Regions from separate parts of the Homo sapiens genome. Here region 1 is linked to region 2. A link is a loop called in an ENCODE intact Hi-C map of the cell type or tissue named here. Cell type or tissue: mesothelial cell of epicardium. All regions are shown on one strand.

The links. Peaks named below come from ENCODE experiments on the same cell type or tissue, not always from the same donor. Only the 100,000 strongest peaks of a DNase experiment are listed, where the experiment ranks them.
Region 1: it touches region 2 in a loop (25-fold over the local background); 1 of 110 quality-filtered maps calls a loop at or near these places.

Annotation. Positions count from the first base shown.
Region 1 is chr9:134,390,343-134,394,342 of GRCh38, forward strand. All of the region lies in intron 1 of RXRA (retinoid X receptor alpha), which reads left to right. Among named protein-coding and RNA genes, the nearest start is that of MIR4669, 13 kb to the left of the region's middle. RefSeq lists enhancers at 331-420, 801-900, 951-1,440, 1,481-1,690, 3,547-3,706 and a silencer at 2,641-2,935. In mesothelial cell of epicardium, no CTCF peak of the experiment used is centred here; no DNase peak of the experiment used is centred here.
Region 2 is chr9:134,942,323-134,946,322 of GRCh38, forward strand. It overlaps LOC105376314 (a long non-coding RNA gene), which reads left to right. Exons shown (of 4, transcript NR_188683.1): 4 at 593-885. It overlaps LOC124902302 (a long non-coding RNA gene), which reads right to left and starts at 3,376. Exons shown (of 2, transcript XR_007061846.1): 1 at 3,085-3,376. It overlaps LOC105376313 (a long non-coding RNA gene), which reads left to right and starts at 2,404. Exons shown (of 3, transcript XR_930421.3): 1 at 2,404-3,060; 2 at 3,146-3,250. In mesothelial cell of epicardium, no CTCF peak of the experiment used is centred here; a DNase peak (open chromatin) is centred at 2,319.

The DNA.
Region 1 (4,000 bases), 550 kb before region 2:
GGAGGTCCACTCTGTCGCTGCCAGAAGTTCCCAGGGCTCCCCATTACACTCCCAAAGTCCAAAGCCCCCAGTCTGGGACAGTGGGTGGGGGGCCAGGCCCTACACAGCAGGCACGGCAGCCAGGAGGGAGGTTTCTGAGGCTCAGCCTGTGGGGCCTGTGGCGCCTGTGGCCACGGGGTGGTTTGTCTCGCTCAGAGTGGTGATGAGCCTGACCCGGGCCCTCAGCAAGTTTCTGCGGGGCAGGAGGGACGTGCTGAGGCTGAGCTCGGAAGAGGCAACTCTGGGTGCAGTTGAGCCTCTGGGCTGGTGTCGTTGAGCTCCGCCGCAGCCCTGGGAGTGGCAGAGGCAGGGAGGGCGCCCATGTTGGGGTTGTGATGGGGGAAGTCCTGCTCAGCGGGCTGACGTCCCGTTCTTGGTCTGTCTCATGGGTGAGGCCCTGTCCCCCGTCTGCAGATGCCCCGCCAGTCAGGCCCCTGCACATGACAGGCATCCGGCTCAGGTGCGTGGGTGGTAAGCCTCTTCTGTGGGAAGGATGCTGCGTGCTAGGGTGGGCCTGGGCTTATGGCACGGGTGTGGAGGGGATTCTTGGAAAGCCGGCACCAGCTGGAGAGGGTCCCCACTGCCAGCCTTGGGTGCTGAGCAGGTGCTCTGTCCTTCAGGGGTTCCCTGCCTGGACTCTGTCCACCGCGTGGCCCCGGTGGCCATGCCCTGCCTATTCTAAGCACCGGTGCCCCCATCTGCAAATGGTGCTGCTCAGCGGGCCGTGGGAAGACTGGGGATGTCCCCCAGAGAGGCCGGCCCCATGCCAGGCCCCAGGACATGCCTGGGGGAGCATCCTCTGCCCTGATCATTTCAGAGTCCCCGACTGAACCATCGTGTTGGCCTCTGGCATGGAGCTGGCCACGCTCCACCACAGGTGGGACCTGAGGAACTGCAGGGGTGTTCCTGAGCCAGGTGGCCGTGCACATGAAGGTGGAGACGAGAGCCGCCCTGAGGGTGGAAAGCCTGGCCGTTCCACGACAGAGCTGCTGGCAGCGGTGGCAGGGCCTCTGAGCCACCGAGAGCAACATGGCTCAAAATGAAACAAGAATCATTTCTTTTCCTGTTGAAGGGAAACTACCCCCAGGAGCCCACAGGCTGGGGGCCCCCTCGCCACACAGGCGGGCTGTGGGGCAGGCGGGGTTTCTCCAGGAATTCCCCTGCTTCCCACTCACCCTCCTCGAAGGTCTGGCCCTGTGGTGGTGCTAGACACAGTTCAGGGGTACGGCCTGGAAGGGAGGCTGCGCTGCCCAGGAGCCCCTGCCTGGCCCTGGAGAGGTGAGCATTCTGCCAAGTCCCCGAGCTGGTACCCGTCCTCCAAGGTGGGCGTCATTGCTGGAACTCTCAGGGCTCATGGGTGTCTGCTGTGTCTGGCCACCCTGGTGGTCGAGGGGTGGCCAAGGGGTGGACCGAGGCTTCAGAAAGCCAGGCCTCCAGGCGTTGACCCGGCAGCTCTTGTTCCGGGCTTGGAAACATCTCGCCTCCTTGAGCCCTGGTTCCTCCCCTGCAGGACGGGGGCAGGAGGAGCGGCTCCCCCTTGTCACCACACTTCTGTGAGCTCATGTAATGAAATGTTGGCCTGGCGTGCACCTGCAGTTAGGTGTTTGAGCTGTGGTAGCTGCGGCCTACGGCAGCTCTTCTACCACATGATGGAGTCTGTGTGTTTGCAGGGGGCCGTGACAGTCACCTGGCTTGGTGCAGTGTGCAGGGCAAGCCCCGGTGTCAGAGCCTCCATTTTGCAGAGGGGGAGGGTGGGAAGGACGTCACATGCAGGCGATTGGGGCTCCCAGCTTCCTGGTGGCCCCACGCCTTTGGTCACGCCCTTTCCGTGACTCCGCTTCTTTCCACGGGGACTCTGCCAGGACTGGGGCTTGACTCCCGCCCTCCCACCCTCCTAGCCTCTGCCCCAGGCAGCAGATGGGTGGTCTGCTCACGATGCCCCGGGGGGAATGGCCGTACAGGGGCACAGGTCAGCTTACCGAGTGTCTCCGGCCTTGTGGCTGGAAAGCAGCTCTCAGGACTCTCCGGGGCCCCTTGGCATCTTTCTAGGTGGGTGGCCCTGAGCCCACCTCCTCCCTGTACCCCCATGGCAGGAGCTCCTTTTTGGGAACCAGTGGAGCGAGCGTGGCTGGACAGGCCTGGCCCCAGAGCTGCGCGATTTCCATCACGGCTCTCCTCTGGCTTCCTCCTTGGCGCTGGCTGGGCCAAGCCCTCCTGACTTCTGGGTCCCTGGGATGGGTGGGTGACTCCGTCCATGAGGCTACCTGAATTCTCGCTTACCCTAGCCATCTTTAGGCTGGGGGATGTGGGTGCTTCCTGGTAAAATCAGATGCCCTGTAGCTCTCCTAAAAGGGCCAGCCTCAGATTTGCGGTCCCTGGTCCTGGCCCCTGGGTTCAGGACTTCATTTTGGCCGTGCGGGTTGCACCTTGGGGATGGGCGTCCCTTGAGGTTTGTGCCAGTCGTGGGAGTGGAGGAGTAGCGGCTGCGTTGGGAACCCGTCCCTGGGCAGGCACTCTGGGATGGGGCTCCGAGTCCCACAGTCACTGGCCGGTCATTGCCAGCCCCTCAGCCCTCTAGGGACAGACCCTGCCTGCTCGTCCCTGTTAGGGGCCAGTTCTGCAGGTGGTTACTTGGCTTCTTCTTAAAAAAAAAAAACCCATCCTGCCCTGGGAAACCCGGGAATCATGGGGAAGCGGGAAATGACAGTAGGGAATTGACATTTCCTGAGCCAGCGTCTGGGGCATCGGACCAAGTGCAGGGCGAGCTGGGCAGGGAGGGGTGCAGCCGGCTCTGCCGTCAGCCTAAAGCCATGAGCGACCTGGGCGCTCTTCTCCCTGTAGCACTGGGGCACACACAGGGTGGTGAAGGGGGCATGACACAACCAGGAGGCTGGGTCACAGAGGACCAGGGGTCTGTCAAGAGTTTGGCCTGCACCTCCCAGCTGCCTGGCCCAGGTGTGCCCCTCCTGTCCACATCTGCCTCTAAGCTGTGAAGAATTTGGGAGTGGATGCTGCTCTGGGGCTGTTTCCTCTTCTGAACCATGGTGGTTCAGGCAGCCTGGTCCCAGGTTAAGTGTGCCCCTTAGCGCCTGGGGCATCCCTGGACAGTGGCCGCCATGGGCATCTGGCAGCCCTGCCAGCGTGGTGGGTGATCATAGCAACGGCTGCAAGACTCGGGGAAGGTGGTGCGTGCATATCTGGTTGAATGTAGCTGGGCCTGGTGTGAGGCCTGTGGCCGCAGCTCCCATGGTGGGCTTCTCAGGGGAGTAGGCATGACAGGGTGGGGTTCCTGCAAAAACCCTAGCCCTCATGCCCCAGTTAGTGAGTGTCTTCACCTCTCAGCTCTGTCTTGAATGCTTCCTGGGTGCAGGCACTGACTGCTCATGGGGAGCCCCCTCCTGAGCACCCTCTTCCTCCTGTGTGTGCTTCCCACTTCCCTCACTGTGGCTGGGCTGCAGCTGTACCTGCCACCACTGGGTCTAACCCCAGCGCCCCTGGGCTGTATGAGTGGGCTGTGCAAGGGTGGCCATCAGCCTCGGCACCACTTCCTATTCTTCCTTCTGCCGCTGGCCAGTCCTCAACTTGCTCAGTATGGCCAAGAGGACCCAAAACACCATCCCCTTGCTATTTATGACAAAACTTGTCAACCTCTCTGTCTAGGCTTCAGCCTGCCATCTGCACAGTGGAGCAGGGCAAGGGGTTGCTCAGCTGGTAGTGATGGTGACGGTGGTGGTGGTGGTGATGATGATGTAATGATGGTGTTGATGATGTTGGTGATGGTGGTGATCATGGTGGTGATGATGACTGATGATGTGTGATGTTAATGGTGAGTGATGGTGATCATAGTGATGGTGGTGGTGATGACGGTGGTGATGATGACGGTGATGTTGATGGCAGTGACAGTGCAGATGTGTCATTGCACGCTCGCTGGATGCCTTCACAGACATTGCTTTAAGCTGAG
Region 2 (4,000 bases):
GGCCCCTCTCCAGCAGAGGCTGCTTCTGTTCTCTCTCATTCCATAAAAACACTCCCGAGCCTTTCTGTTGCTGCAAAGAGAGCTTTGATTCTTTGCCGAGAATCTGCACCGCGGGCTCCAAATGGGAGCGTTTCTCCGGAGAGGAGCAGGAGGAGAATCATTTTGTCGACGGCAGGTAATTAAGTTGCCACGCAGAGAGGGAGCATGCGTTATACGATGATTAATCCCAGAGACGGCGAGGACATTTTTCATTTTCAAATCTCTCCTTGGTTGTTAATGAATCATCTCAGCTCCTGGGAGAGAAGTGCTGGTGCTCGCCCTAAGAGCAAGGGAAACTGAGTCGGCTGTGCCCACCGCCCCCGCCACACGGTGCAGAGTGGAAGCAGCCTCGGGAGGGCAAGTGCTGGGAGACCATGGGCTTTCTCCCCGGGCATCTCGTCCATGTGGCTTCCTGTCTCCCCAGCCTCATCTGGGCAGGAATTCAGGAATCAATAAAAATGTTATTTTAAATAAAAAGAAAGCCACCCTGCTCTGCTTGGCACAGGCTGCCATTGACCGCCTTCTGCACCTGCTTTTGTTCTGTTTTTCTCAGGTACCTGCTCATTTCCAGCTCCCAGCCTCCCTCAGAACACAGACTGCCTTGCCATTTTCTTAGCGAGCGGTTTGCAGCAAAGTGCTATTTTGCTCTCGAACGCCTTCCTTTCCAATTGGGACAAACGGCTATGAATACGGCACACCCTGTTTTGCATTCAAACTGTTGGGAAAGTTTTGCGGCTGTAAATATCATGCTCTTGGTGCTCAAGACAGAATTATTATTACTTTTTCCTTAGTTCTTGGAACCAGTGATAAATTAAACATTTCTTTTGCCCCCCCTTGCAGCCGGCAGGCAATGTGGAGCTGATTGCTTTGCCTCTGTCCTGACCCATGTGCCCCATCGGGAGAGGAACAAGACGACAGTGACTTGCCAGGGGCACAGGCACATGGATGGGGAGCAGGTCTAAATGGGGGAGGGGGCACGTGCAGGGGGGGCTTTCCTGAGATAGGGCTTCTCTTTGGTGTTTTCCCTGCACAATCTTCCAATGATGTATAGAGTTTACCCTCAACGCTCAGAGGCTGACATTTGACATAGAGGGAAACTGAGGCACAATGGAGGTCTCCAGAAGATTCTGTCCCCACACACTGTTCTCTTTCCATCGTCTGCTCTGGGTCAGATCCTGGGAAGTGGTGTTTTTCCTCTGGGGCGGGCGCTGGGCGTGTGGAGGTGGGAAAGCCTCACTCCTGGGCTCTGCCAGGTGGAAACGGAGGGCGCTGTGCCTCTTGGACTAAAAGGGTGAGCCTGGCAGGTGCACTGGCCTGACTCGCGTTCCTGCTTCGAGGTCCTGAGCACCTCCTCGGAGTCTCAGTTTCCTCACCTGCAAATGATCTTGAAGATGTTCAAATGCCTTCTTCCCTCCCGAGGTCCTGAAAATGGCTGGGGAGGTCCGGGGGGGAGGATTACGTGAGGCACACGGGATCCGCCGTGACTCAGGCCACAGGGTCCGCTGGGCACCCCGCCCAGACTGCCCCCCACCAAGAGCTGCCATGCACAGGTGGGTGGTGGAGGCTCCAGCCCCGCTCAAGCCTGCAGGCACACTTTCTCATCGACGGACCCCAACACATCCCTGTGTGTGGGCAGGGCTGGCAGGGGATTCACGCCCACCTGCCCCGCAGCACCCCGCCGTTCTGCCTCCACCCTGTCTGCCTCGCTCAAGTGCACGATGGCCAGGTGGATGGATGACCCTCCCAACCTCACCTCCCAGGTTTCCCTGAGGGAACGCAGCCCCTACTGGATCCTACTGGACCTGGGTTCTGAGATGACCCTTCCACATGAAGAAAGAGAGTCCAGGGCTGGTGGGGGCATCGCAGCTTCCTGGGGCCCTGCAGGAGACGGAAGAAGCCAGGGTGCTCATCACACAGGCCTCCAGCTTTCTCCAGGGGCTGGACCTGGGGACCAGCCTGGGGTATGGGTTCCTTCCTCTCCCCATCCCCAGCCTGCCAGCCCCTCCCGGATGGAGGTGGGAGTAAGATGCCCCCCCGCTGGAGAGCCTTTTTCTGTAGCTGTGCAGGGGTGGGAGTAGGGGAGACAGGGCTTTGTCTAATAAGAGGAATCCATCAAGTTTGCTAAACCACTTTCCCTCTGGAGCCATGCGGCTCCTCTCCAGGGAGCTTGGCCTGGCCAGGCCTGCAAGCGGTGCCTCCTCCCAGCCCCACCCTGCCTTTTGTCTTTGTCTCTGACATCTGCGTTCCTTCTGAGTGTGCTTTGCTTCTTTCTGCTGCTCGATGGCTAATAGGATTGAGCGGGAAGGCGCCAGGAGAGCCGGCAGCCCGGCCTGGGAGGGGCTCTCACTCTTCCTCTGCCAGAAGCCTTATCGAGCGCAGGGTGTTTGACTTCAGAAACACATCCCCACGGCTTTCCTTTCCGCCTTCCTTCTGGGACTGATTTGTTTACTTCTTTCAGAGGTTCGCCGTCCCTCTTTCTGCAGGGGTTTGCTGGATCACAGGTCCCCAGTGCCCCGGACATAGTGTGTGAGGAATGCGGGTATGAGAGATACTAACATAGGCAAAGTCGGCTCATCTCATCCAACCTCACCACCCTGTGCATTGCAACCCCACAGTGCAATGTAAAGATGGGGAAACAGGCCCAGAGACTCAAGAGAAATGAAACGAGTGGAGATTGAGACTGAACTGGACCGGGATCCGGGCCCCACAGCTGGGCTTGTCCCGAGGCTGTGTGCTGCCCCCGGAGCTCCTTGGATGGAGAAGCGCTCCCTGCCCCTCCCTGCTCCATGCCTGGCTTAGACACACGGCGGCCCTGCTCATGCCTGAAATTCCACCCTTAGCCACCCTCCCCTGTTTGGCATTGCCCTCGCACCCCCTCTCGAGGGACACAGAAACCCCGCGTGTGGGTGTCCTCACTGCAGGTCTCCCTACCTGGCAGGCGGGGAATGTTTTGGGGCAGGTGGTGGGCAATGGAGGAGAAACAGTAAGCAGGGATTTCAGGAAGAAGAAAACGCCAGCAAGGTAAGCAGGTCAACAAAACCTCACCTGTGTCAGCTTGCACACCTTCTGTCACCAGAAAGCCTGACCTTAACCTTGCACTTGTCAGATCTGATCCTGGTCCTCAAAGAGCATGGAGACCCTCTTTATACAAATGGGAATACTGAGGTATGCAGTTCGAGAGGATTGACCGAGGCCATTTGGCTGGTTGAAGGTGGGTAAAGTCCTGGGTTCCTAATTTCTGCCAGGAGACCCTTGCTCCATTCTCTTCCCAGGGCAGAACCACACTTGGTCCTGGGGAAAGCCACCTGGAGAGCGGAGGGCAGAGGGTGGAGGGCAGAGGGCGGAGGGCAGAGGGCAGAGGGCAAAGGGCAGAGGGCAGAGGGTGGCGCGGAGGGTGGGGAAGCACCCCTGTCACCTCTGCCCATGCAGCCTACCCCGTCCCCAATTCACGAGACAGTTAACTTGGTTCTTGCCCTGAGCCAGGCCCTGGCCCGGAGCCTGGGGCCACAGGTGCCCTCAAATGCACATGGGACTCAGGCTCATCAGCAGTGGCCTCATGGCAGGAGGGTGGTCACTGTGGGCTGGGGGAGGCTGTGAGGCTCCTCTGGCAGCTCCACCTGCGAAAGCCAAGTCGAAGAGTGAGTTGAGTGTGTGCTGGCCCATCTGCCCCTTTCCCTCTCCGCTCAGGGCCCAGAGCCTCCCAAACAGGCAGCTGTGACTCTGATGAAGCCACCTGGTGCTGGGGGTGTGGGGTGGGGTTGGGGACAGCAGGGGAAGCCCACTACTTGGTAGTCCCAAATGTCACAGTCTGTGACCCATGAAGGATGGCTGGGCCACTCCTTGGGACAGGGTTACACCAGACACACACACAGATGTATTCACACCAGACACACACACACAGACACATTCACACCAGACACACAGACACATTAACACCAAAAACACACAGGTACATTCACAC